Regions from separate parts of the Mus musculus genome. Here region 1 is linked to region 2. The links are chromatin loops, found by intact Hi-C in ENCODE. Cell type or tissue: gastrocnemius. All regions are shown on one strand. Each heading gives the region's core, and the rest is flanking DNA. Links, peaks and the distances in the headings are about the cores only.

Region 1 (14,932 bases), core at 4,552-12,551, 130 kb before region 2:
CATTCACAACCCCTACACACACACATGTATATACATAAATAATACAAAATAAGAATAAATTGTTTTCCTGAAGTGTGGTTGGCATATAAAAAAAACTATACATGTTTAATACATAGATTTCCATGACATTAGATACAAATACCCAGGAAACCATCTATCTCCATCAACAAGCTGTACAGATGCCAACCACATCCCTACATTCCCTTGTAATGACTGATCTTAGGGACAAGAAAGAAAGATTGCTCAGCCATTAAGAACCCTGGCCGCTCTTGCAGAGGACCCAGCACCCATATATTGGCTCATAAACACCTGTAATTTCAGCTCCAGGTAATCTAACACTCTTCTGGCCTCTGAGGGTACCAGGCAAGTATGTGGTACATCTACATACATGCAGGCAAGCACTCATACACATAACATAAAACTAAAGAAATCTTTTGAAAAACAATTGCTTTAATTAATATTAGGGGAGGGGGCTACAGTTGGAGAAGATCGTATGGAGTCAGTTTCCCTCTGTAGGTTCCAAAGACTAGTTAGGCCCCCATAGTAAGCATCTCTACCCACTAACCAATCTCTCCTGGCTTTCTTTTTTTTAAAGATTTATTTGTTTGTTTATTTGTTTGTTTGTTTAATGTATATGAGCACACTGTAGCTGTCTAAAGACACACCAGAAGAGGGCATCGGATCCCATTACAGATGGTTTTAAGTCACCATGTGGCTGCTGGGAATTGAACTCAGGACCTCTGAAAGAGCAGTCGGTGCTCTTAACCTCTGAGCCATCTCTCCAGCCCCTCTCCTGACTTTTTAAAAGGAGATTTATATGTTATTTTTATTTTATGTGATAAGTGTTTTGCCTGCATAGATGATTGTGTACCATGTGCATGCATTGTCCATGGAGGCCAGAAGAGGGCGCGAGATCCCCTGAAACGAGTTAAGGATCATTGTGTGCCTCCCCGTGAGTGCTGGGAACTGAACCATAGTCCTCTATAAGAGCAGCAAATGCTTTTAACTTCTGAGCCATCTTGTCTACCATCTGCTTTCAGAAACTTTAAAAAATTATTATATAATTATAATTAGTTATATTAGTGGCAGTGTGTGTGTGCATGAGGGAAGCTACAAGATTTTATGTTTAAAACCAGCCTAGAGCTGCAGAGCAAGGCCCTGTCTCAGAAAACCAAAGCAAGCAGGGCAGTGGTGGCATACTCCTTTAATCCCAGCACTCAGGAGGCAGAAGCAGGCAGAACTCTGAGTTCCAGGCCAGCCGGGTCTACAGAGTAAGTTCCAGGGCTACACACAGAAACTTTGTCTTTCAAAACCAACAAAACAAAACAAAACCAAAGGGAAAAAAAAATCTGTCTTCACATCTAACTTAAACTTACAATCCACCATTGTATGAGTGACTGTTCTTACTGAAACACAGTGTCTGACGAAAGCAACTCAAGGAAGGACAGGGTTATTTTGGCTTGGGAGTTGAGAAGGCAGGCCATCATAACAGGAAAGACATGACAAGAGCCACATGATGCAGTGGGTCACAGGGCATTCGCAGTCAGCAAGAAGGGAGAGATGAATGTTGGTGGCTCAGCCCACTTTCTCCTTTTTATGTAGGCTAAGCCCCTGAGCAGATGCCACCCAGCATTAGGACGGGGCTTCCCTCCTTAATCAACCCACTCTAGAAACTCCCTCACCGGCATGCCCAGGTTTACAAATTGTAAACTCCATCAAATAGACAGGACAGCAGCCATCCCTGTCCCGGGACTGTTAGCCATGGACGCTTCAGCAGGTACAGCTCTGGAAATTATGTAACATGTGTAGCTGAAACTTTGTATCATCAGATGCCTCCCTGTGCCTTTTCCTCTGCCCCTGGAACCCCATTGCTCTCCCTGCCTCTATGGATGTGGGCCAGCCTGTGCTACAGAGTGAGACCCTGTCTCAAATCCGGGACAGGAGGCTGAAGGTACCAGTTAAGTACCTTTTCTGCTCTTCTAGAAGACCCTCGTCAGCATCCCACCACCCGTGACCCATGTCCCTGTATCTCGAGCTTCAGTCTTCAGATTCAGCAGGCACTACACTCATGGGCATAGACACACAGACACACACTTGTATTTTAGAATCTCTTCTTAGCTGGGCGTGGTGGTGCACGCCTATATTCCCAGCACTCGGGAGGCAGAGGCAGGAGGATCTCTGTGAGTTTGAGGCCAGCCTGGACTACATAGTGAGTTCCAGGACAGCCAGGGCTACATTCAAAAAATAAAAATAAGTTTAAAAAAATCTTAATAAAGACAGAGGCTCTTTCTCCATTTGCTGCACTGGAATGATTAGGGTTTGGAGTAAGTGCGGTCGTTTCTGCTATTGGGTGGCAAACTTATCTGCCTGCCCTGGCAGCTGTGAGGCTCTCCAATTTGGGCTGGAGTGTGGAAAGTGAAATTGTCAGAGGCTGCCTTCCTACCGGAGACCTTAAGTGGGAAAGAAGCCAGAGTTTCTCTGCTCAGCACGCATATGTGTGTGTGTGTGTGTGTGTGTGTGTGTGTGTGTGTGTGTGTGTGTGTATTTGAGAGAGAGAGAGATCGATCAATCGATCATTGGCTAAGATACCATACTACTGCAAGAGATAGCATTGTCTCCTCAGGCTACACAAGTGAACAGATGCATGGGGTTTGCCCTAGGGGCAAAGCTGTACCTGCCTCTGTCCTTTGACTTAACAACCCAACTCCTTAAGACTTGAACAAGTGCTGGGCATGGTGGTGCACTCCCAACACTTGGGAGGCAGAGGCAGGCAGATTTCTGAGTTCGAGGCCAGCCTGGTCTACAAAGTGAGTTCCAGGACAGCCAGGGCTACACAGAGAAACCCTGTCTTGAAAAACAAAAACAAAACAAAACAAAAAACAAACAAGCAAACAAACAAAAACAAAGAAGACTTGAACAAGCATTACTTGATTCTTGTTTTTTGGGGGAATTTTGTTGTTTTTAGACATAGTCTCACTATGTAGCCCTAGCTGTTATAGAATTCACAGTGTAGACCAGGCTGGCCTTGAACTCAAAGAGACCCATCTATATCTGCTTCCTGGGTGCTAGGACTAAAGGTTGTTTTTGGGTTTTTGTTGTTGTTGTTGTTGTTGTTGTTTTGTTTTGTTTTGTTTTTTGTTTTGACACTGCATCTCTGCATCTCACGTAGCCCGGGCTTCCCTCAAACTCACTATTAGGTAGCCAAGGATGAGTTTGAACTTCTGATCTTCCTACCTCTATCTCCCAGGGCTGTGGGCTTCCTGCATGCTAGACACTAAGCACTCTGCCAACGGAACCACATCCTCCACCAGGTGGTCACTTCCTCTACTCCTATTCAAAGGTAGGTTCTTCCTTCCACATTGTTTTGAACTTGGCTTTTTGCTTCCATCATAGAGCTCAATACCTAATGGCAACTTTGCTAACTTCCTTTCTGGAATCAATGCTGCCCTGGGGTCAGGCCTGGCCTTGGCTTGTCCACCCTGTCCCTTTCCAGGACGCTGTCCCCCAGCTGGTGTTCAACATGCCATCAGGGTATGACAGGTGACTACAGCATGCAAGCAGGCAGCCAGTCCCCTGGGCTTCCTTCTACAGTCTGTGCAGCTGAGGACCATGTCCTGGGGGGTTTCAGTCCTGAAGAATGGCCTCTGCAGCCTAATGCAGGCCAGAAGTTGAATTTATCTACATTCAAGTAAAGTTCTTAACCTTGTCTACAAGGAGGTCTGGCCTTTGCCCTTAGCTTCCACAAAGTGCTGTTCTAGGAGCGGATCTTCATTTAGAGAGTTGGCCTTACAGTGTAAATCAACGAGATTGCCATGGTTACCAGCTTTGAGCCAAGCTTACGAAGCTGGGCCTTAGACTATCTGAAGGACTGGTGTTGACCTCACAGGCAGCAAGTATGGAACCCCAATATGCGCTTTAGGTAGCACCTGAGGCAGCGGATGGTGCTCCGTGTGAGTTGGCACATTTGGAGAGCAGTGAGCACCAGCTGGGACTCCATCTGCAGGAGACGGCAGACAGTTCCCTGGGACGCCTCCTGGTCTTGCCCACTTGACCCTTTCCTGAGTTGCTTTTACCTGTGACTGGGAGTGACAGAGATCCCAGTGAGTTCTTAAATGTGAGGGTGGCCTCAGGGATCCCTAGGTTTGTAATTGGTGTCAGGAGAGAGGGTATGGATGTGACCTGTTGCCTATCTTGACAGTAGTGTCTGTACTGCCTCTGATACGGCTTGCTACTGCTACACCTCCGTGGAAATTACACACACACACACACACACATACACACAATGTTACCTGCAAAGTCTGGATCCGCTCAGGCATCTCCAACTATGGGATCCTTTTTGCCCTTCCTACAATGCCCTTTGTCCCTCTCGGGGAGAGGACTTTCTTGACAGTGACAGTTAGAAAGATAATAAATCAACAAGCTGGTTGGATTCTGAGTACCCTGGAGGAGGGAGGCAGGAAACTGACCTTAAGGGCTTGCTCTGACATGCCATAACTTCTTCAGCTTCTTCCCCCAAACCCATCAGACCCCTCCATATCCCAGGTTCAGGGTACACAGCCCTTCTTACCAAAGACACCAGCCTCTGATGCCTTTCCAGGATCAAAAGTTTCAGGTTCAAGTCTAAACTTAGCAGCTCTGCCACCTAGGGGTCACCAAACAAGTTCTGTCGGCGACTCTTACATAAGCAGCTCCTCCCTCAGTCCTCCCCACCCCGCCCGGCTCCGCCCCGCCCCGCCCCGCCCCCCAGCTCCTCCCTGTAGGTTTCTTGTCACTATGCCGAAGCTGCATCTGTCAAGGGTACCTCCCTTTTCCCCCATACACAGAGCCCCAAACACAAACTTTATACTTCTATCTGTCAGTCTATCGGACAGACATGTGGACAGACAGATGACAGACAGACAGACAGACAGATAGACAGACAGACAGACAGAGACAGAGCAAGAGAATCCCAGGGCAAATGATCCTGCCCAGGAGGAGACTGGACCCCTACCCAGCCTGCAGAAGGAAACGTAGACGGTTGCTTGTTTTCAAAGCCTTCTGTGAAAATAAACCCACAAAGCCCCTAAGAGACACAATGTCCCCATGGTGGTTTGAATGAGAAAGGCCCCCATAGGCCCCAGTGTTTGAATGCTTGGTCCCCAGTTAGTGAACTTGTTTGGGAAGGATTAGAGGAATTGTGCCACTGGGTTTAAGGTTTCAAAAACTCAGGCCTGGCCCAGTCTCTAAATGACAATAGGTACTAACCAATCAGCTATGGACACAGATGAACCAGGAAATTCTCTCTCTCTTCCCCGCCCCCTTCTCCCTCCCTCCCTCCCTCCCTCCCTGCCAGCTGCCCTAAGCATCAGGATATAAAGCTCTCAGTTACTGCTCCAGCACCACGCTTGTCTGCTTTCTACCATGATCATGAACTAACCATCTAAAACTGTAAGCAATCCACAAATCAAATGTTTTCTTGTATAAGAGTTGTCTTTGTCCCAGTGTCTCTTCACAGCAATAGGAAAATAACTAAGGCAGTATCCTAGAGGAAAAGTCAGTTGAAGAAATCCCAATTTGAAGCCAGGTATGGTGACTCATGCCTGTAATCCCAGCTCTGAGGACTGAGGCAAGATTACAAAGAAATTTAAATCAGCCTGGGTGACATAAGGAGGTCCAGGCTAACTTGGGCAACAGAATGAGATGCGGTCATAAAAACAAACAAACAAACCTAGCACATTCCTATAATCTCAGCACTTGGGAGGTACAAACTGGAGAATCAGGAGCTCAAGGTGAGTCCCAGGCTAGCCTGAGCACCCTGTCTCACAAAACAGTCCCAATTTTGTGTTTTGTTGTTAATGGTTTTTTTGTTGTTGTTTTGCTCTTGTTTTTTTTTAATTATTATTTAATTTTATTTTATTTTTGAGATAGGACCTCAGTACATAGCCCTGGCTAGTTTAGAACTCCCAGAATGGCTTTGAACTCACAGAGATCTATCTGCCTCTGCCTCTGGGATGCTGGGGTTGAAGGAGATTGCCACTGTGGCCAACTTGGCCAAGAGAAGTGAAGAGAAGTAGATTCTCAAAGGATTCATACCTGGGAGGCCTGGGAGGAGGGCTGGGTAGCTGCAGGTGGACCGTGGCCCTGTTTGAGGGTCTCCACTTCTACCATGAGTGTTGCCGTTACTCACAAACCCCCCCTCCACACACACACCCAAAGCCCCTCAAGGTCCCTGAGAACAGCCGGCCCAGAGGAGAGTGCGCCCTTAGCAAGAGAAAAGGAAAGAAAGTCAGAGTGTGGCTGCTTTCAGCTCTACATTCTGCGGTGTCCTCTAGTGGTTTAGCCTTTTGAGGCCCGAGTTGCGTGGCTCAGTTGGCCTCTAATTTGTGGCAATACTTCTGCCTATGGAGTGTCGGGACTACAAGCGTGCATCGCCACACTCGGCCTGTGTGAAAAGACATTTCAGAACCCTTTCTCCTTTCCTATCTTGGGAATAAGGATCCCTCTGTATCCAGGGTGGCTTTGAACTAGACCTTGCCCTGCCTCAGCATCCTAAGTGCATGCCCCACCATTCTGAGAGCTTCAGGATATTAAAAAAAAAAATTAGGCTGGGTGTGAAGATACATGTATTTAATCCCATCACTTGGGAGGCAGAGGCAGATGGATCTCTGAGTTTGAGCAAAGCCAGCTTGGTCTGCATAGTAGAGAGGTTGTCCCAAACAACCCAACAACAACAACAACAACAAGCCACATTCTTTTATGGGGTTAGAGAAATGGCTCAGCAGTTAAAAACGCTTGTTGCTCTCGCAGAGGACCCAGATTTTGTTCCTAGCATCCACATGGTGACTCACAACCATCTACACCCCAGTTCCAGGAGATCTGGCGCCCTCTTCTGGCCTCTTCAGGGACTAGGTGCACACATGGGGCATTTATGTACATGCAGGCAAGATGTTCAGGCATATAAGATAAAAATAAATTAGTATTTCTAAATATTTAGTGTTGTAGTAAGTATTCAATCTCAACTGGGGGTTCCTACCCTGCCTGTGATCATTCAGTTCCCAGATAAAAGACACACAACCTTTTTTTTTTTTTTTAAGATGTATTTATTTTATTTATATGAGTACACTGTAGCTGTCAGACACAGCAGAAGAGGACATTGGATCCCATTACAGATGGTTGTGAGCCACCATGTGGTTACTGGGAATAGAACTCAGGACCTCTGGAAGAGCAGTCAGTGCTCTTAACCGCTGAGCCATCTCTCCAGCCCCCGACACACAACCTTTATATTTATAATAAGCCCTTAATGCACTACAGCTGGGCAAATATCTACCCTTTAAGCTTTTATATCTACTTCCCTGTCAATAACCCCGAGTTATAACTTGTCATGTTCCATCTGGGCTGCTCTTAACTCCAGTTGGCCAGCCCTCAAGGCCATATTTTCATGACTCATTTATCCCATAGTATCTTCCCTCTCTCCATCTAAGACTCCCTCCTTGTGGTCTCTCCTCAGACTCCAAGCCCGGGAACCCAAACCCCACCTATCTTTCTTCTGTCCAGTTATAGGCTGTAGGCATCTTTATTCACCAATCAGGGATAACTTGGGGAGCAAGATTACATGGTATCTCTTATGTGTGTGCAGATTCTCTTGTCCCTGGGAACCAGTATTTAGTATTACAATACATACCAAAACCAAACCTCAACAATTTAGTGTGTGTGCAGGGGCATATGTGCAGGTGTGTGTGTGTGTGTGTGTGTGTGTGTGTGTGTGCTCACCCTTGTTGGCAGCCATTCCCATTTAAACCACCACAGCCCTGTACCTTCTTCAGGGTCTGGGACCTGCATGGTAGGAGGAAGCACACCTATGCCCGGACATCTCTCAGCTTCTGTCCTGTCCCTCTCCCTCAGATGTCCCTCGCTCACTCAGCTTCCACTGAAAGTCTTGCTCCCCAGCACTAAGAACTGAGCCAGAACAGGATATGGGAGAATCGGGTGCCGCCGCTGCCCTTGCAAAACTAATAATCAAAGGATTAGATAGACTTTGCTCAAAATGCCGTAGAAATAGCATGTAAAGACTGGCCACAGTGTCACATGCCTGTGACCCAGGCACTCTGGAGTACAGGAAGGATGATCAGGAGTTCAAGGTCAGAGAAAGGTTGAAGTCTGGACCACGTGAGATATTTTCTCATAAAAGCAAAGCGAAACAAAACAAAAATGAAGACTGACTGGACCCACATTTAAACCCAGCACTCAGGAGACAGAGGCAGTTGGATCTCTGAGTTTGAGGCTAGCCTGGTCTACATGGCAAGTTCTAGCCCAGTCAGTGTTATGCAATGAGACTATGTTTAAGAAGAAGAAAAAAGGGCTGGAGAGATGGCTCAGAGGTTAAGGTTAAGAGCACCAACTGCTCATCTGAAGATCCTGAGTTCAAATCCTAGCAACCACATGGTGGCTCACAACCATCTGTAATGAGATCTGATGCCCTCTTCTGGTATGTCTGAAGACAGCTACAGTGTACTTGCATATAATAAATAAATACATGAAGAAGAAGAAGAAGAAGAAGAAGAAGAAGAAGAAGAAGAAGAAGAAGAGGAGGAGGAGGAGGAGGAGGAGGAAGAGGAAGAGGAAGAGGAAGAAGAAAATCAAAATTAAAAAGAAGCTGAGAAAGGCCCCTAGCAGCGTCTTCACCCCATTTTCCTCCAAAGAGGAATGCTACAGGAATGTAATCTGTAGCAGTCTCATAGAAGATTCTAGGCGTAGCCAAACACAGCTGAATACAGCCCCATGAACACTGCAGCCAGAGTCATGGAAGACTAAAGTACAGTCCCAGGGAAGCCGGGCTTAAGATGAAGGTGGCAGTGGGTCAAATGAATTAGATGAAGTGGAAATCGTAGACTTCACGGACTGAAGCTGAGTTTCTAGCTGTAACTGGGGAAAGGGCGGAGGAGGCGTGGCCTCTGGGGAAGATGGCGGATCTAGGTGCGACCATTGGCTGCGCCACCCTCCTGATTTCCACAGAGGCCAATCTTGGGGGAGGGGACAGCCTCTGGGACGCCCACCAATCTAGTCAAGGGCAGCTATTGTGGGGCAAATCGCTCTTGGTGTCCTTTTCTTGTCGGAGATACATAATGATACAGGAAAAGGGGCGAATTGAACCTAGACCAGGTTTCTTCTCAACACCACTGATTGATATAAAATTCCCTGTGTTTGCTGACTCCTCTATTTCTGTCCACTCTGCCTGGCCTTTACTTGGGCTCCCTGGCAGAGATAGAGAGGCTCTTACTAGGTAGCAATAGCTTGCCAACCACGCCCACGGATGTACTTCCACCCACTCACCAAGAGGTGGCAGCACCACCCCAGGTTGCTTGCTTGGAAGCCTGTGTGATCTCTTGAAGAAAATTCATTTTCCTGCAGGCATCAGTGCACTTTTTTCCTGATGAGGAAAGTGGGGCCAGTAAGAAAACGATTAGGGTTGCCTTTCATCCCCAATAGCGTGTTCTGATGGCTCTCTGACCCGATCCCAAAGGAGATTCAGTCCTTGCTTCTGGGGAGCATTTTAGCAACCTCTTGAGGTATTTTTGATCTTCACAGGTTGGGTGTAGGAGGCTGTCATAATTAATCTTCATTGTCAACCTGCCTGGGTTTGGAATCACCTAGGAAACACACCCGTGTGTGGCGGTTGCACAGAGGAGGGAAGACCCTGGATGTAGGCGGTACCATCCCATGACTGGGGGCAGGGACGCGGGGGGGGGGGGGGAGGGCAAGACTGAATCAAACAGGAGGAAAGGAAAGAGCAAACCGACCACTGGCACCCCTTCCCATCTCCTACCCGCAGATGCAGTGTGACTAGAATCCACACACTCCTGCCCCCAAGCCTTCCCCACCACAACGGAGTACCCTCAAACCAGAATAAACCTTACCTTCCTGAAGCCAATCAAGGGATAATGCTGGGGGGGGGGGGCATGGGCAGGCCTCTGTGCCGGACCTTGGAGGGACCAGGCATGCCAAAGTCCTTGCCTTCCTTCCAGGAGATCAGGCTTCAGAGAGAGATGATGTCTCTGTGAAGTGAGAAGTATGGTCTTGGGGACAACTGAGAGACTAAGATAGAATGGCACAGACAGAGATCGACTTTAACAGCCATGATGGAGTGTGGGGCCAGAGATATGGGTTCTGGAAGCCAAGCTCTGCTCTCTGCACGTGCAGCAAGCACTCCTAACCACTGAGCTATCTCTCCAGCACCCCGTGCGTTCTATTTTTCCGTTACTAGCAGTTCAGTGGGTGTGCCTGCACTACATCACTATGGATAGGGGATCGATGTGTTGCATGTGATAGACCACATGGAGGCAATGGGAATTCTTCTTTGGATTCCTTGGGACAGGGCTTCTCTATGTAGCTCTGACTGTCCTGGAACTCGCTCTGTAGACCAGGAGCCTCCAGAGATCCACCTGCTTCTGCCTCTCCAGTGCTGGGATTAAAAGTGTGTGCTACCCCCTCACCCAGAGGCAATAGGAATTCCTTATCTCATGGGACCGCCCCCGTGTCTACTCATCTGTGTCCTCACACAGGGAGACAGGAGCGCCTGCTCTGAAGAAGCTCCAGTGACAAGAGAAGACGTCACCTGCTGGCTTTGAAGTTGGAGGAAGAGGCTACATGGCAGGAACCATAACTCCTCAGGCTGAAGAAGACAAACATAAGGATATCCCTGAGAGCCAGGGAGGAAGCCTGCCTGACGACACTTTTGTGCCTACCCAGGGAAGCCATTTTAGGTTTCTGGCTGCCAGCACTGTAAATATTGTTTGGTCTTGTTGAGACAGGGTCTCAGGCTATAGGCGTGGATGGCCTCATACTTAATGTGGCCCGGAGCGGCCTTGGTCATCCTCTTGCTCCTGTCTCGAAAGGGTTGGGATTCTAGGTGTGTACCAACACTCCTGACTCAAAATGGTGTTTCTTTGGACCACCAAATGTGTGCTAATTCAGAGCAGCATAAAGAAACAAATGTAGGGGTGGTGGGGTGGCTTAGTGGGTAGGGATGCTTCCTGTCAAGCTTGACAGCTGGGATCAGCTTACTCCTTGGAATCCAAAGGGTGGGTCCCAAATGTCCTCTGATTTTCATATTCATGTAGACCCAAACCCTCCCACCACCACCAAATATATAAGCAGACAAACAAATAACTAAAACATAAAAATAACAATATTCTAGCTAGCCACTGCTAGTGGTGTACACCTTTAATTCCAGCTCTGGGGAGGCAGAGGCAGAGGAAGGCAGATCTCTGTGAGTGAGGCAAGCTTGATCTACAGAGTGAATTCCAGGACAGCCAGAGATACGTGGTGAGACCACTGCCTCAAAAACAAAAACAAAAACAAAACAAAAAAAACCCACAAGGGCCGGGCATGGTGGCACATTTGTTTTATATCAGAACGCCATGGGGTGAGGGGGCAGCTCTGTGAGTTCAAGGCCAGCCTAGTCCATAGAGTTCCAGGACAGCAAGGGCTGTTACAGAGAAACTCTTTCTCCAAAACAAAATGACAACAAAATCCACAAAAAATAAACAAAAATAAACAAAAAAAAAGAGAAAGAAAAAAAGAAAAGAAAAATAAAGATAAAAAGTACCAGATACTAGGACATTTGTTTTTCAGAAGGATATTTGGGGCCAGCAACTTAACTATGTTATACATAGTAAATTAAATTGTATTCTCTGAAAGATATGCTGGTCTTGAACCGATAAGCTCCAGATTCAGTAGAGACCCTGGCTCAAAGTAAGGCTGACAGGACGGCCCAGTGGGTAAAGTGCTTGCCACAGAAGCCTGAGGGCCTGAGGTCAATCCCCAGAACACACTGTAGGACAGGGCTGATTCCTGACCCTTCACATCTATGCCAGGGCAAATGTGCTCATGCTCACGTGTGACTAACACACACACACACACACACACACACACACACACCACGTTAAATAACAGGACAAGATATTAGCCCAAAAATAAAGACATAAAATAAATTAATAAAGGCTCTGAATGAAAACTGGGAATTAGTGAAACAGCACAGACAATGATGTGAGGGTCTATCATGGGCTCCGTGGGTGATCTGCGCGGTGCTCCATTCCGGTGGTCACTGTCCACTGGTTTGAAGGCCTCTGAGCCCTTAGCAATGAAGGGAGATTCCACACCAGCGAAGTAAAGCTCTGTGGAAGGCGCCTGGGGTGTCTCCCATCCATCGCACTCACCCTTCCTTGCTGGTGTTTAGAGAAACAAAAAACCTACCTATGGTATCATAGCGACTCTCCACCCTGGCTCATGTTGAAATCATCTGGGGGAAGCGCTACCATAGCTGGCCCTTGCCCCAAAGACCATTTTTGCCTTGACTGCATTTGTTGAAGCTCCCTCTGACCAAGTCTATTGAAAGCGCCGTTGCTATTTGAAAAGTTGGCCACCAGGTGGCGCTAGAAGATGACCAAAGAGAAGGGATTTCTTCTTCCTGGTGCCCAAACGGTAAGAGAGAGGGTGAACCTGGGAGTCCTCACTAGCCTCTGGCCACTGAGGTGGGTTGTTTGTTTGTTTAGCTTTTTAAGAATTTTATAACTACTATGGGGGGGGGAGGGGAGGAGAGGGAGAGGGAGGGGAGGAGGAGGGGGCATGGAGAACTCCTGCGGAAGACGGAGGAATTTCTAAAGTCAATTTTCCCCTCCCACCTTTGCATGGTTTGGGGGGATGGAACACGGGTCACCAGGCTTGTGGGACAAGCCCCTTTTCTTGCTGACATCCCGTCATCCTATTTGGCTTTTTATGAGTTAGTGTCTCGTGTATTGCACGCTGACCTCCTGATTTTGAATTCCTGATCCGACTGCCTCTATCTCCCAAGTTTTGGGATTACAGCTGTGCACCATAGACACCTGGTTGGCTCCACTTGTGACTTTTTGCTTTTGTTTTTGTTTTTGTTTTTGTTTTTTGAAACAGTGTTTCTCTGGGTAGTCCTAGCTGTCCTGGGACTCACTCTGTAGACCAGGCTGGCCTCCAACTCACAGAGAAGCACCTGCCTCTGCCTCTACCTCCCAAGTGTTGGGATTACAGGTGTACGCCCCCACTCGCTGTTCACTCGTGGCTTTACCAAGATGTCCACTCAGGGGTGTTTTCAATTCTGCTCCTGTGGAATCAGTGGGGTGGGCGGATGTGCTGCAGAGCCCCCTCCTCCCAAAGCACCTGCCCACACACCTACGACAGCCAGGGGGAAAGCAAATGGTGTCATCACAGCCCTTCCAGTGCCAGGGGAACCCCCAAAAAGGCCCAGGTTGGGCTCTCCATATTATCTTTTGCTCATCAATGAGATGTCTTCTCTGACGGCAGCACCCAGAGTTCACTATGACATCTCCAAAGTGAGAAATGGGTCCTCAGGAGGCTTCTGCCTGCTTTACTTTAACTGGCCAAGGACTCAGCAGGGAGGCCTGGGAGCCTCTCTATATAATGTGCAAAACAAGGCTGTGTATCTTGCCCAAACGAGCTATGTCTCTTTCACAATAAGAATTAAGGACACACACACACACACACACACACACACACACACACACACACACGCCAAAACACTGACTTGAGCTGAGCATGAACCATTGGGCAGACTTATGCCTAACACTAATACTGGGGAGGCTGAGGCAGGAGGATCCCCATGAGTTCAAGGCCACCCTGGGCTACGTGTAAGACCTATGGTAAAACTAACAAATGGCTGGAGATGCAGCTGTTGGTAGAGTGTTTGCCTAACACGCACAAAGCTCTGGGTTCAAACCCCAGTGCTGTTTACCAGGGTGTGGTGGTCCACGCCAGTGTTGCCAGCACTTGGGAGGTGGGAACGGAACGATCAGACTGTATAGTTCATCTTTGGCTACACAGTGAGATTCAGGCTAATCCTGGTTCCTTGAGACCTCGCCTCAAAAAACAAATCCCTCAGGGGCTGGCTGCCATCCGGATTGCCACATGGGCAAGAAGGGAAGAGGTTAAAGCACTTTGGAGGAACAGCCACAGACCCCAAAAGGGCACAGCCATAAAACCTGGGTCCTAGGTACTGTGGGGGCCTCTGCAGAGTATCGGAAAGAAGCAGGAAGCCGGCCTCAGGCCTGACAGTGTGTCCCCAGTGGCCCCAGGTTCCCGCAGCTGGGGTCAGGGCTGAGCCTGGTAGCCTGGAAACTGAATTTCAGAGAAAGACAAGCTTTGCTTGATCACCTGGCAAAGGATCTCTGAGTCTTGCCTAGGACCCCAGCCGGCTGCCTTCCCCATGTGGTCCTATCCTGGAGCCCCATAAGGACCCCCACCCAGGTCAGAGCATCCTGGGGGGGTCATTCCCTGAGGATTAGGGCCCACCCAGGGTGACCTTGCCAAACAGTGCTCTGGAGCTAGGCACCACCCCCCCCCCCAAGGCCACCACACACCCCTCAGCCACCACCCTTGGAGTTCCTGAGGTGACCCATTTCCCTCTCTCTTCTGCAGCTTCAAAACAAACCAAAACACAGACCAACATCCTTTGTTTGTTTGGAGGATCAGAGCCGGGGAGAGCGCTCTGTGGGTTTTCACTTGAAAACAAGGTTGTTTGAGTGGGGAGCAGAAACCCAAGGCAAAGGACAGAGTCTCTTGTGGCCACGTGCTTTCTGGATGAGTCAGGGCAGGGCGGGGGAGGGGGACACTCAGCAGCAAGGCTGTCTGCTCACCGCTTTGAGGGGCCGGAGCCATGGCCACCGCCACTCACGCTGGGTAGCGTTTCTTTGAGGATAACTAGGCCCAGGTAGGGCCAGGCTTCTCATTCAGTGGCTCCAGAATTCCTTACATGGGTGGGAATGGATTAAGTTGATGCAAGCCCCTAGTGCAAATTTATCTCCATCCCTTAGTTCACAGGCCCAGGCTAGATGTCCTGCCCCAAGGGACAGGCTTGGCCCATCTAGCACGGGCTGTCTCCAGGGTGTGCAGTCAGGTCCTGTCCAAC
Region 2 (14,932 bases), core at 1,354-9,353:
GAAGAACAATGCACACTTATATTCAGTTAGCATTCTACAGTTTTCTTTCTTTTTTGGTTTTTTTTTTTTTTTTTTTTTTGTTTTTCGAGACAGGGTTTCTCTGTGTAGCTCTGGCTGTCCTGGAACTCACTTTTTTTTGTAGACCAGGCCTCGAACTCAGAAATCCACCTGCCTCTGCCTCCTGCATGCTGGGATTAAAGGCGTGCGCTCCCACGCCCGGCTCAGTTTTCTTTTTTTTAAAAATTTATAAGCCATGCCATGATAGTGCACACCTTTAATACCAGCACTCAGGAAGTAGAGACAGGTGGATCTTTAAGAGTTTGAGGCCAATCTGGTCTACAGAATGAGTTCCAAGACAGTCCAGGTTAGCCAGTGATACACAGAGAACCTAGAAAAAAACAAACATTTATTTGAGAGAGAGAGAGAGAGAGAGAGAGAGAGAGAGAGAGAGAGAGAGAGGAGAGCCAGAGAGGTGTCAGATTCCTTCAAACTGGAGTTATAGGCAGTTGTAAGCTACCAGATGTAGGTGCTTCGACCCAAATTCAAGTCATCTGCAAGAGCAGTAAGCACCCTTAACCACTGAGCCATCTCTCCATCCCCAGCCTTCTTCTCTTTAATAGTCTAAGTCTTAAGGCCAGAATAAATGGTGTAGCCTTCCATTAGAGTGGTCTTCTCATCTCCATTAACCCAATCTGAATAATCCCTAGCAGGTGTCTAGAGCAGGACTTCTCCACCTTCCTAAAGCTGTGACCCTTTAATACAGTTCCCTCACATTGGGTTGATCCCCAGCCATAAAATTATTTTCGTTGCTGCTTCGTAACTGTAATTTTGCTACTGTTATGAATCATAATGTACATATCTGTTTCCCCATGGTCTTAGGTGACCCCTGTGAAAGGGTCGTTCCAGACCCTCAAGAGGTCGAGACCCACAGGTTAAGAACCACTCACTGGTCTAGAGGTTTGCCTCCTAGGTGACTCTAGATCTTGTCAAGTCGACGTTACCCATCACACTCTGGTTTCAACTGTTGCCGGAGCAGTAGTAAAATAAGAGAGCAGCGCTTCCATTTTGATCTATACAAGTCCGAGGAGTTTCAAGTTCATATAGTTACAGGTGTGCTGACTATGCGGAGGGGGAGGGGGGAGTCAGGACTTTCAATGGGATTCCAGTACGGTCGAGAATGCGGAAGTGTTACAGTTCTTAGAAGAGAAGCAAACAGGTTTGGGCAGGTAGCCAAGGTCCCAGGTCTCTCTTTAACTACCTCGGCAGCGACACCAACCGCAGTAGGCGTGGCAGCGGCAAGAGCCTGCCCAGCCAGGCAGGTCCAAGGTCCAACAATGAAATGCTTCGGAAGAGAGAACACTAGCCACTCTCAGATGACCCTCGATCCTTGGGGAGATAAGTTGTGAGCGTTATTCCAATGTAGACAGGGACTGTATGAACTTTAAGCAGTGGGGTGGGATTTAGGGGGTAGGTGTTTCCTATTGGTTGAGTTTGAGATGTTGCTGATGCTCTATATTTGCATGGGGAAGAACTCCAGGTGCTACATCCCGTGACTGATAGCGCAGGATCCTCTCAGCGGGGTGTTGTGGTTACGTGTTCCAGAGCAGGTACAGAGACAGGCAGGAAGTATAGCGACAGCTCTCAGATTTCTGATTCCTGGGGTCTGAGCTCACTCAACCTTAGCAGTCTTTATGCCTGTCTGGCCCACTTGCCTTACACAGATGCACAGAAATCTTGCAAACCTGCCGCCACTCACCTGCTTTAAATGTCTCATGTAAGATGGGAAAGGTGCTGTCACTCTCCCCATCTACAAGGCAGACCCTGATAACAGTTATGAGAGATGTCATCTGTTTTTGGCAAAATTATTTCTGTCACTGGAATGGCTAAACTTAAAACAGTGACAGTATCAAGTGTTGACAAGGACGTGGACCAACTGACACTCTCTTCCACAACACTGTTGGTGGAAGTACACGTTGGTGAACCCCGCTAATTGGAAATATCTACAAAAGATAAAAACCTCCATGAACCCAGTGGCTCAGCAACTCCAGTACTGAATTTATGTCCAACTGAAATAAGTGCTTAACGGGCAATGGTAGCACATGCCTTTAATCCTAGCACTTGGGAGGCAGAGGCAGGCGAATTTCTGAGTTCGAGGCCATCCTGGTCTACAGAGTGAGTTCCAGGACAGCCAGGGGTACACAGAAAAACCCTGTCTCGAAAAACCAAAATGAAAAAAAAAAAAAAAAAAAAGAAAGAAAAGAAACCAAATAAGTGCTTATGTGTTCCACAGGTTATGTTTCAATATTCATAACAGCTGTATTAGGGGCCAAGTACATAGGATGAGGACACTTTTGGACAACAATTTCTCTCAAGAACTAATTTATTCCACAAGAACAGTGTTAACCTCCAAGTAGGTACTTAAAGAGATAGAAATCACCTAACGGTTCTGCCTCCTCATCACCATTTGAGACCAAACTTCTAGGATGGGAATCCTTGGTGGTTATGCTCAGACCCCCGGCTAAGCCATGACAGCAGCTTTATTTGCCAATCAAATGTTAGAAATAGGGCAGGGTGGGAGAGATGACTCAGAGGTTGAGAGTACTGACTATTCTTCCAGAGGTCCTGAGTTCAATTTCTCAAGCAACCACATGGTAGCTCACAACAGTCTGTAATGGGATCTGGCGCCCTCTTCTGTAGTGCAGGCATATATGCAGGCAGAACACCGCATACATAATAAATAAATAGATAGATAGGTATTATTAAAAAGTTAGAGCCGGACGGTGGTGGCGCACATCTTTAATCCCAGCACTTGGGAGGCAGAGGCAGGCAGATTTCTGAGTTCAAGACCAGCCTGGTCTACAGAAGTGAGTTCCAGGACAGCCAGAACTATATAGAGAAACCCTGTCTCTTAGAAATAACACCACCATCTGCTGTACAAATAACCTGCAGAATATTCACACCATAGACTTTCAAACTGAAAGAGAAAACCAACAGAACATAGATGAACCTCAATGTTGAATGAAAGCCACTAGGTGTAAAATGACTTACTCTGTGAATCCATTTCAACAAACACCACAAAGGAAGCCAAAGGAAGCCAATCAGCTGCTGAGCAGCTGATGGGTGTTGAGGGAGGTCTCTGGGGCATCAGAATCTTTCTATCTATCCAGGTGCTGGTTTGATCTTGAACGCTGTGCTGCTTCAGAAGGACCACGGCAGGCCAAACAGTTCCATGGGAGGTATATTGGGAGAGAGAGGGGCGGCAGAAAGAGAAGGGGGAGAGAGAGAGAGAGAGAGAGAGAGAGAGAGAGAGAGAGGAGAGAGAGAGAGAGAGAGAGAGAGAGAGAGAGAGAGAGAGAGAGAGAGAGGAGAGAGAGAGAGAGGAGAGAGAGAAATCAGGGGGGCCTTTCTTTCTTTTTTTTTCTTTTTGTTTTTTTTTTTTTGTTGTTGTTGTTGTTGTTGTTTTGTTTTGTTTTTTTGAGACAGGGTTTCTCTGTATAGCCCTGGCTGTCCTGGAACTCACTCTGTAGACCAGGCTGGTCTCTAACTCAGAAATCCCCCTGCCTCTGCCTCCCGGGTGCTGGAATTAAAGGCATTTTCCACACACCCGGCAGGGGGCCCTTTCTTTATATATGGATGATGATGTAATCACAGGGAAAGATGGGAGGTGAGAGCCAGGCGTGGTGGCGCATGCCTTTTAATCCCAGCATTTGGGAGGCAGAGGCAGGCGAATTTCTGAGTTCGAGGCCAGCCTGGTCTATAGAGTGAGTTCCAGGACAGCCAGGGCTACACAGAGAAACCCTGTCTGGGGAGAAAAAAAAAAGGTGGGAGATGAGCCAAGTGGATTCTAGGAATATGGTGGTTGTTGCCTTGGCAACAGGTCTGCAGGGAGGGGGGAGGGGGAAGGGGGAGGGGAAGGGAGAGGGAGAGGGAGAGGGAGAAATTTTTTTTTTTAAGACAAAGTTTCTTGGGACTGGAGAGATGACTCAGTGGTTAAGAGCACCAAAGGTCCTGAGTTCAAATCCCAGCAACCATATGGTGGCTCAGTGGTTAAGAGCACCAAAGGTCCTAAGTTCAAATCTCAGCAACCACATAATGGCTTACAACCATCCATAACAAGATCTGATGCCCTCTTCTGGAGTGTCTTCTGGAGTGTCTACCGTGTACTTACATGTAATACATAAATCTTAAAAAAAAAAGTTTCTCTCTGTAGCTCTAGCTGTTCTGGAACTCACTCTGTAGACCAGACTGGCCTCAACTCACAAAGATCCAGCTGTCTCTGCCTGGAAAGTGCTGGGATTAGAGGTGTGTACCACCACTGCCCGGCAGAGAGAGAAAATTTTTAAAAAATAAATGTTAAAAATGTTAATATATGATTTGTTTTATATCTATGTGTATGTACCTAAATGTATGCATGTGCACCATATTCATGCAAATGCTCTCCGAGGCCAGAAGGGGTGCTGGGTCCCCTGGAACCAGAGCTATGGGTGTTTGTGGCCATGGTTGTGAACTCCTGATATAGGTGCTGGAAGCAGAACCCAGATCCTCCAGAAGTGCTCTGAATAGTGTCTGTCACCTTGGAGCTTCTGTGGCTGCCCAGTCACCCTGTGCCAAAGCTGGAGGAGCATAGAGAGGGAAGTTTCTGGAAGGAGGGCTTAGTGCCCAGAGTCTAGCCTTGGCCCTTGACCTTGGACAAAGCTCCAGAAAGGTCCATCCTTGCCTCTACTTGGGCCATCTTCTGTAGAGCCTTCTGATGGGTGACATTCCTCACCTCAGGATGCTTCATCAGAAGCTCAAGGCAAGAGTGGTGTCCACATCTAAGTGACAGAGGAGAAAGTTGGTGGACACACATCTATAGCCATACCACCAGAGGCCCAGGTTGTGGGCCTCCCTACAAGTTAGGAGCTGATAAATGGTATTGTGTAAACTAGTGTGCCAGGCAGGAGCTCAATTCTGTAACACTGGGCAAGATGGCAAAGCTGTAGCTGGCCACATTAACTGTGCCAGATTACACATCAGAAAAGTGAGGAGACAGACTTTGAACCTGGCTATGGCTATCTCACCACAGGAAGCCAAAGCTCATCAGAAGAGAATGCCCTTTACTTTACTCTACTCCACCCCAGAATGGAGAACCTACTGGAACAGATGGGTACCCCCAAGGGCTCACAGAAGGCAGAGACAGGGCATTGTAATTGAACAGCTTTATCCTAGCTAATGCCCCCAAACCATCACCACTCAGTAGTCTGCCCAGCAGATGGTGCCAGAGGGCCACTTGTCTGTCACAGAGCACACCAAGCCCTCCTCCCCCACCCCCACCTTCCATCTCCTTTGCTTCTCCTATCTAGAATTCAATGGGGTCCTGTTCAGAAGCCTGTTCTGACCCGGTCTGACCAGCAGAGGCCTCGAACCAGTACAGCTTGGTCCAATCCTCCAGCGAGCACGGGGCCAGTGCTCCTCTGTGAAATGAGTTCACATTGGGTTGGGCAGCAGGGGTTGGAGGGCTTTCTTAGGAGGCTTGAGCTAGGTGATAAGGAGGAAGATGGCTTTAGAAGTCTCCTTGCCCGACCTCTGTGGAGGCGGAGAGAGGGGCATCAAGCATCGCTGCGTGAAAGGCAAACACAATCCCAGGAACTTGAGCATGAGAGAAGGATCTGGTTTTCTTTTTATTCATTATTTACTTTTTGAGCTGGGGTGAGGCTCAGCTTGTGGTAGAAGTCGTTAGGCAAATGTAGGGATCGATTCTTGCTTTCCATGCCATGGATTCAGGGCACCAAACTCACGTCATTGTCATCTGGCTTGGCAGCAAGCTCCTTTAACGACTGAGCCCTCTCATTGGCCCCAGGAACTCATTTTGAGATGCTGGTCAAGGGAGGCACATCAAGTGGGCAGTTGGGTTACGTAGCTCAGAAGCTCACAGTAGAAGTTGGTCTGAGGCTACGTGGTGGGGTTCTCTGGCCATCTCTTCACAGGTTCACAGAGAAGAGTCTGTGGTAGCAGCACGCCGGCTCAGAGGTTACGAGTACAGGCTGTTAGCCAGGCGATGGTGGTGCAGACTTTTTAATCCCAGCCCAGAGGCAGAGGCAGGTGGATCTCTGTGAGCTGGAGGCCAGCCTGGTCTACAGAGCTAGTTCCACGACAGCCAGGGCTACACAGAGAAAACTCTGTCAAAAAAAGAAAGAAAGAAAGGAAGGAAGGAAGGAAGGAAGGAAGGAAGGAAGGAAGGAAGGAAGGAAGAAAGGAAGGAAGGAAGGAAGGAAGGAAGGAAGGAAGGCAGGCAGGCAGGCAGGCAGGCAGGAAGAAAGGAAGGAAGGAAGGAAGGAAGGAAGGAAGGAAGGAAGGAAGAAAGGAAGGAAGGAAGGAAGGAAGGAAGGAAGAAAGGAAGGAAGGAAGGAAGGAAGGAAGGAAGGAAGAAAGAAAGAAAGAAAGAAAGAAAGAAAGAAAGAAAGAAAGAAAGAAAGAAAGAAAGAAAGAAGAAAAAAGGAAGGGGAAAAGGAAAATAAAACATCAACCTTTAGAGAACATTTTTTTTTTTACACTATTCTATTTTCATGTTTTATGAACAATCCCTTTATGGGTCTTGGTTTTTCCTCTCATTTCTTAGTAAATACGTTTTTCAAATTTTTTACTGTTTAAAATAAATGTGTTTATGATTGGTCCTCTACCTTTACATTACTATATTCTTCTAAAAGGACAATATATGTATCTTAAATATGGGACTAGAGAGACAGCTCAATGGTTAAAGAGTGCTTGCTGCTCTTCCAAAGGCCCAGAGTTCAGTTCTCAGCTCACAGTCAGCTTTAACTCCAGAGTGGGATCCAGTACTCTCTTCTGGTCTCTGTGGACATCCATGTGCACAAAGACACACAGACACAAACATAAATAAGCATAAAGAAATAATAAAATAATATAAGTATTTTAGTAGTATCTTGCACTATCAACTTTTTCATTTTGTATTGTCATTCAAAATACTCATAGAATATATTTTAATTAATGTATTTATTTATTTATTTACTTACTTTACATCTCATAAGGGAAATTGGTCTGAAATTCTCTTTCTTTGTTGGATCTTTGTGTGGTTTAGGTATCAGAATAATTGTGGCTTCATAGAATGAGCTGGGTAGAGTACCTAGTGTTTCTATTTTGTGAAATAGTTTGAGGAGAATTGAAATTAGGTCTTATTTGAAGGTCTGACAGAACTCTGCACTAAATCCATCTGGTCCTGAGCTTTTTTTTTTTTTGGTTGGGAGACGATTAATGACCGCTTCTATTTCTTCAGGGGAAATGGGACTGTTTAGATCATTAATCTGATCCTGATTTAACTTTGCTACCTGGTATCTGTCTAGAAAATTGTCCATTTTCATTTCATCCAGGTTTTCCAGTTATGTTGAGTATAGGCTTTTGTAGTAGAATCTGATTATGTTTTGGATTTCCTCAGGTTCTGTTGTTATGTCTCCTTTTTCATTTCTGATTTTGTTAATTAGGGTACTGTCCCTGTGCCCTCTAGTTAGTCTGGCTAATAGTTTATCTATCTTGTTGATTTTCTCAAAGAACCAGCTCCTGGTTTGGTTGATTCTTTGTATAGTTCTTTTTGTTTCCACTTGGTTGATTTCAGTCCTGAGTTTGATTATTTCCTGCTGTCTACTCTCTTGGGTGAATTTTCTTCCTTTTGTTCTAGAGCTTTTAGGTGTGCTGTCAAGCTGCTAGTGTACGCCTCTCTAGTTTCTTTATGGCGTCATTCAGAGCTATGAGTTTTCCTCTTAGGAATGCTTTCATTGTGCCCCATATATGTCTGGGTATGTTGTGGCTTCATTTGCATTAAACTCTAAAAACTCTTAGATCTCTTTTTTTTTTATTTCTTCCTTGACCAAGTTATCATTGAGTAGAGTGTTGTTCAGCTTCCACGTGAATGTTGGCTTTCTATTATTTATGTTGTGTTATTGAAGATCAGCTTTAGTCTGTGGTGATCTGATAGGATACATGGGATAATTTCAATATTTTTGTATCGGTTGAGGCCTGTTTTGTGGCCAATTACTTACTTTACATCTCAACCACAGTTTCCCCTCCCTTTTCTCTCTCCCAGTCCTTACTCCACTTCACTGACCCCACCTACCCACTCCTCCTCCCACTCTCTTCAGAAAAGAAGAGCCCCCCTCCATGGATACCAACTGTCCTTGGCATATCAAGATGCAGTAATACTAGGTGCAACTTCCCTTGATGCTAGAAGAAGCATCCCAGTAGGGAGAAAGGGTCCCAGATGAGGGCAACAGAGTCAGAGGCAGCTCCTGCTCCTGCTGTTAGGATTCCCACATCAAGACCAAGATGCACAACCATTACAGTCTGCAGAGGGCATAGGGAGTCCCATACAGGCTCCTGGCTGGTCGTTTGGTCTCTGTGGGCCTCTATGGGCCAGGACAGTTGATTCTGTAGGTTTTCTTGTTGTGCTGCATAGGATTCATTATTTGTATGGCTCTTTTTTGTTAGCTCAATTGAAGCAAAGAACACACTTACCTATGCTTGCTCCTTTTATACTGCTCTTCCTTCCTTATTTAGTTCCAAGGTGGTCCCTTACACCACATCACATCACCCCTTTCAAAGAACATCTGTACCATTTCTTCCAAGGCAAGTTTCCTAGAAACAAATTACCTACAATTTTATCTGTAATAGCAAGTATTTATTTCTTCTTTTCTCCAAATGCTTACTGTTCTTAGAATAGCTTAATAGAATAAATGATTTGGAGCCGTTTAACTCATAGCAACAGTGTACAGAGGCTTCCTACACAGTCTCTGACCAACGTGTGTACAGCCTCTACAACAAGACCACCCAGAGCCTGTAGGTTACACTGGGCTTCACTGTCTGTTTCACATGTGTTTGTAAGCACAGGTTTAAGAAAATCTTTGTCGGGGGCTGGTGAAATGGCTCAGTGGGTAAGAGCACCCAACTGCTCTTTCAAAGGTCCAAAGTTCAAATCCCAGCAACCACATGGTGGCTCACAACCATCTGTAACATGATCTGACGCCCTCTTCTGGAGTGTCTGAAGACAGCTACAGTGTACTTACATATAATAAATAAATAAATCTAAAAAAAAAAGAAAAAAAAACAATGGCCTGTATTAAAAAAAAAAAATCTTTGTCAAAAATCAAGTCCATCATTTTTGCCACTCAGTTTGGGGTGTTATAAATAAGACTATAGAACCCACTTTCAGTTGCTATTTGTACATGAGGTGGGCGATGGTCTATTTTGATATTTCTGCACATGTACATCCAGTTTTTCCAAGACAGGTAAATAAAAGGTGACGGATTTAAGCAGGATGGAGTAAAATCAACTGTTTGAAAATTCAACCATCTAAACCTTCCCAATTCATGACCTTCCTAGTGCTGTGACCCTTTATTACAGTTCCTTGTGCTATGGTGACCCCCAACCATAAAATTATTTTGCTGCTACTTCATAGCTGCAATTTTGCTTCTGATATGTAATCCCCAAAGGGGTCACAACCCACAGTGTGAGAGCCACCGGGGTAAAAGAGCATACCAGACGCTCAATGCAATTTTAAAACTGACAGAAATAAAGGAATTCAGCTAAAATTTAAGTACAAATACAACATAAAAATAAATTATGTTCCTAAAGAAAACCATGAGGAAAGGAAAGGATTCCACTGACAATAGTAATAAAATAAATACAACACGTAAGAAGAAACTTAACTAAGGAAATCAAAGAGCCCTACATTGAACACCTAAAATCTTGTAATTTGTTTAGCTTTTAGCATGACAATCTCTAAAGAAAAGGAATTTTTAATGTTTGCCATATTTCCTTAGCTTATCCAAATGCTCTTGTAGTTCAGGATTCTTTGTTAAAAAATAAATTATTGGGTAGGAAAGGTGGTTCAGCAGTTTTCATCGCTCTTGCAAAGGACCCACATAAAGGTCCCAGCACCCACATGGCAGCTCACAGCCATGAGCAGCTCCAGTTCTAGAGGATCTGACACCTTCTTCTGGCCTCTGTGGGCACCAGGAATGTTCCATGGACACACATATAGGCAAACACTCACATGCATACATTGTTTTTTTTAAAAAAAAGCTAAAGTATTTGTCACAGTTTATAGAAGATTAAATGTCTCACTCAAGAAAATGCATTTAAGATCCACGTGTCATGAAAAAGCGACATGAGTTCATCACTTCTTGTGACATTAAAGAAGGCATTAGTATGCATTCTCACGCTGTTTCCTATTTCCAAGGAGGTTGGATCCCAAATGGAAAAAAAAATTCAAAGGCACTCTTGTGACAAAATATAAAAAGAAAAAATGTTTAGCTGCAAGAGCAACAAACTATTGAGATTCATCAAAAAGAATATACATTGTTGCGGCCGCCAGCAGCTGGCAACATGAATGGTTCGACTGAGAAGGCCACTCGAGCTGTAAGAGAGGAATCTAGACGGGGCGAAAGAAGAAACGGAGCTAAGACAAATTCATTCTGATCAAAGCTCAAATTTTATTGTTGCGACACTAGTTATAAAGGAAGGGGGAGGGGACCCGACTCCCGCCGAATAATCTCTGGTCCAGTAGAAAGGTGCACGTGTGTGGCTCCGCAGGTTCTAGCAGTGGGCGTGGCAGAACGAATGAGCAAGAAGCTCCACCCCTGAGCAAGCAGGTTTCAGGCTGGGGGAGGGGAGACTACAATACATGTTTCTTCCCAGAAGAAATTCATATGGTACTTAGTTTTTTGGGACAGATGGAAGCAAGTCAAGGTTCCAAGAATTGGTTTATTTACCACATTTATCAATCAAGAGATGGAAAGTAAAAACCCAGAGGCTGCAAACTCAGACAGATTACTTCTTTGATCCAAAGTCCTGAAAGAGATTGTCTCAGAGACTAGAAAAGGAAGTCAAAACAACACAGAACTCTAACACTTACAACCCTCTCTCTCTCTCTCTCTCTCTCACACACACACACACACACACACACACACACACACTAGATTATTGATAAAGGTTCTACATTACTGCTTTTGGATCCTGATGTCCATGCCACAAGGATCACAGTACATCACCTCTCCTTTCAGATGATGAAGGATCATATCCAGAGAACTGACCAGAGACCCGAGCCTGGAAAAAGTCATAGAACAAACAAGCAACAAGAATTAGTTGAATCTGAGGTCACACCACTGTCAACTTAGTTACATCCAGGCTAAAGAAGACTAGATAGGTAGATAGATAGATAGATAGATAGATAGATAGATAGATAGACAGACAGAGATGGTAGATAGAGAGTAGATAGGTAGATAGGAGATAGATAGATGATAGATAGATGGATGATAGATAGACAGATAGATAGATAGATAGATGATAGATAGATAGATAGATAGATAGATGATAGATGATAGGTAAATAGATAGATGATAGATAGATAGATAGATGATAGATAAATAGATAGATGATAGATAAATAGATAGATGATAGATAGATAGATAGATAGATAGATAGATAGATAGAAAGATAAATATAAAAACAACTGAAGAAAAATGAAGGTCATTAATTTGAAAGAGAACAAGAGATTTTTTTGGACTGGAGGGTTCAGAGAGGAAATGGAAGAATCAACAGGATTGAGTAGAGTAGCAACTCAAAATGTGAGATTTTGGTGCATTTAAGAATAATAATTACAGCATGTGGGTGCTGGGAACTTTATGTGGGTCCTCTGCAATTTATTTATGTGGGTCCTCTGCTATTTATTCCATAAATAGCATTGAGTTGTCTTCTGTTTGCACAGGTGGAAGACTATGGAAAATTTGAACACCAGTTCAGAAGAGGGCTTCATTTTGGTGGTCTTCTCAGACTGGCCTCACCTAGAACCCATCCTTTTTGCTTTCATTTCTATTTTCTACTCTCTGACTCTCTTTGGCAACACCGTGATCATCATTCTGTCTCAACTGGACCTCTGCCTGCACACACCCATGTACTACTTTCTCTGCCACCTCTCCTTCCTGGACCTCTGCTACACTGCCAGCACTGTGCCCCAGCTTCTGGTCAACCTCTCTGGACTTGACAGGACCATCAGCTTTGGAAGGTGTGTGGCCCAGCTCTGCATAGTGCTCTCACTGGGAGGAACTGAGTGTGTGCTTTTGGTGGCAATGGCTATAGATCGCTATGCTGCTGTGTGTCGCCCACTCCACTACACAACCATTATGCACCCTGTTCTCTGCAGAGCATTGGTTGTATTCTCCTGGGTAGGGGGCCTTGTGAACTCTCTGATCCAGACAAGCCTTGTGATGGCCATGCCTCTGTGTGGACACCAACTGAATCACTTCTTCTGTGAGCTACCTGTTCTCCTGAAGATGGCCTGTGAGGACACAGGAGGCACAGAGGTCAATTTGTTTGTGGCCCGGGTCATAATCTTAGTGTGTCCTTTACTGCTAATTCTAGGCTCCTATGCTCACATTGCCAGGGCAGTGCTGAACATCAGGTCAATGGCTGGTCGCAGAAAGGCTTTTGGGACGTGTGCATCTCATCTCATTGTGGTTGCCATGTTTTATGGCTCAGGTATCTCCACATACCTCCAACCTGTCCACAGGTATTCTGAGAAGGAGGGGAAATTTCTTGCCCTTTTTTATACTATCATCACCCCCATGCTCAACCCTCTGATCTATACGCTGAGGAACAAGGATGTGAAAGGAGCGCTGTGGAAGGTGCTAGGCAGGAGCACAGACTCAGCATAGAAGGGGGAAAGGGAGCAATAAAGTGTTGCATAATAACACTCATATTCTGAAACACATACTGTCCTTTAAAACCAAGGGCTTTTTAATCACCCTTCCTCAAACCTTATAGTTCCATCTCCTGTCTTGACTGGAAGGTGAGAGTGATGAACTCATGACAATTATCCTAGCATCGTGTTTAAAGGCATTGTGCAGCGTGTTGATTCCTATCTTAACTTTGCAAAGGAAGGAGTTTGAGAGTAAGATACAGTGATCCTTCTAGAGAGAATGCACATGGATTCTAGGCACAGCTGATAGTGAAAGAAGATCAAATTCAGAATAGCAGCATTTTCACAAATTGTCATTCAGGGTGTCATGCCATGCACATGGTGATGTGCCAGACTGTCATAAGTATTCTCATATGCTCTCTAAGTAAGTATGACCCTGGCCATATCCACTCATATCTCATGACCCGTTTCTACTGTCTTTTATGGTGGCTATTCCTCTAAAATATATGTGTCAATTAAGGAAAGCATGAGCAGTGGTACTCCATGAAGTATGTCAAGGTTCAGATGGGATATCGTTTTAATTACTTAGAAAAAAGGCAGAAGCATCAGGATGGTGTAGAATGAAAAGAGAGAGGCAATAGCATCTCTTCAGCTACACCATGAACTGCTGTCGGGCTACATAGTGATACAGAAGGCATTTTCTCCTCAATCCTCCATGTTTAATCATTTTTCTTCACAGTAGAGATAAGTGTCAATCAGATGTCCACTGGTGGTTGAATAGACAAAGAAAATGTGGTTCCTATATGCAATAAAATGCTGACATTTCAGAGAATGAAGTCCTTTTATAGTCAGCGATGTGGTTAGAATTGGATGCTATAGTAAGTGAAATATGCAAGACAGAGAAAGTCAAACAACAGGGCTTCTTATTCATACAGTGACACAACACTGATGTCATAGAAGTAGTGGATTGGGCACTGGTCACTGGAGGCCTGGGGATAAGAGTGACATGGGACAGGAACTAGTTCACTAATAGGTACCAAAATTCACTTATATGGGAGAAGACATTCTCATCTTCTATGTCCCAGAAATAAGACTACGTTTCAAAATCCATTGTATATTTCAAAATTATGAAATAGAAGAGTCTCAACACAGAAATAACAAAAAATTTAAGTCCATAGAAATCCAAATTACTCTGATTTGATGATTTCATGTAGCATGGATGTACATCATCATATATACATTTCAAATAAAAGTAAAACTAGTGACGTATATATACAAAAATTACTTACCATGTGAAAAGAAAGAGGATAGAAAAAAGTCAAACAAAAACAATACACCTAAAGAGATGATATAAGAAGAAAAATTATAACAAAATAGTAGCATGGGAGGGAAGAGAGAAAAAAAGAGGAAGAGAGAAAAAGCAGGAAATTATATATATATATGTGTGTGTGTGTGTGTATGTGTGTATGTACACATGTGTATACATGCATATGTGGATATATATGTGTACATATAGACATACATGCATACACACATGTGCATATACATGTGTACATACATGTGTATATGTATACATGTATATGTGCATATATAAATATATATGTATATGTGACATATATGTATATAAGATTATGTATATATGTATATATACACACACACACACACACATGGGGGAGACAGAATACTCTAGTGACAGTCATTTCTAGTGTCAGTTATATAAAGTCCAAATAATTTTTAGCTAAAGGACTTTTTTAAAAGAAGGTGATGTTTCCAAGTATCATCTCACACATGGATTTAAAGATATAATACACAGGTGTGGATACTGGAGACAGAACAAGAGTGTAAGAAGGATCTCTCCATCGTCATTGTCTCATGGTTAGAAAATTATTCATAGAACAAATGGTTGTTAATACTTCGTAACAACTGCAGAAGCCAGATGAAGGTACACAGTGCCTAGGTTTAGTATAATGGATGATTAAAGAAAAGAAGAGACAGACAGACAGACAGAGACAGACAGTCACAGACACAGACAGCACACATGAAGTTCAGTGGGTAGAGAGATGGGAAGCATCTGGGACAAACTGAGGGGAACATGACCAAAATATACTGTGAAAAATATTATTTTTTAAAAAGGGATGCATCAAGAAAGCAGGATGGAAAGTGTTGTCCATGGACCTTTGCTCCTAACTGCAAGCAGCACAGGCAAAGATGGTTTCCACCTAGAGGGAAGAGAAAGAATTAAATCCA

Evidence for each region. Hi-C counts contacts between places; a loop is a spot of excess contacts. Peaks named below come from ENCODE experiments on the same cell type or tissue, not always from the same donor. Only the 100,000 strongest peaks of a DNase experiment are listed, where the experiment ranks them.
Region 1: it touches region 2 in a loop (2.8-fold over the local background); 15 of 42 quality-filtered maps call a loop at or near these places.

Annotation. Positions count from the first base shown.
Region 1 is chr11:52,340,831-52,355,762 of GRCm38, reverse strand. No RefSeq gene overlaps it. Among named protein-coding and RNA genes, the nearest start is that of Gm51894, 10 kb to the left of the region's middle. In gastrocnemius, for the core only: CTCF peaks have their summits at 4,634 (motif pointing left), 6,870 (motif pointing left), 9,300 (motif pointing right) and 12,387 (motif pointing right); DNase peaks (open chromatin) are centred at 8,973, 9,308 and 12,406; H3K4me3 peaks cover 652 bases; H3K27ac peaks cover 1,396 bases.
Region 2 is chr11:52,210,821-52,225,752 of GRCm38, reverse strand. Olfr1371 (olfactory receptor 1371) reads left to right here and starts at 11,766. Exons shown (of 1, transcript NM_207253.1): 1 at 11,766-12,701. The coding sequence starts at 11,766. The coding sequence ends at 12,701. In gastrocnemius, for the core only: CTCF peaks have their summits at 2,701 (motif pointing left) and 5,242 (motif pointing right); a DNase peak (open chromatin) is centred at 5,255.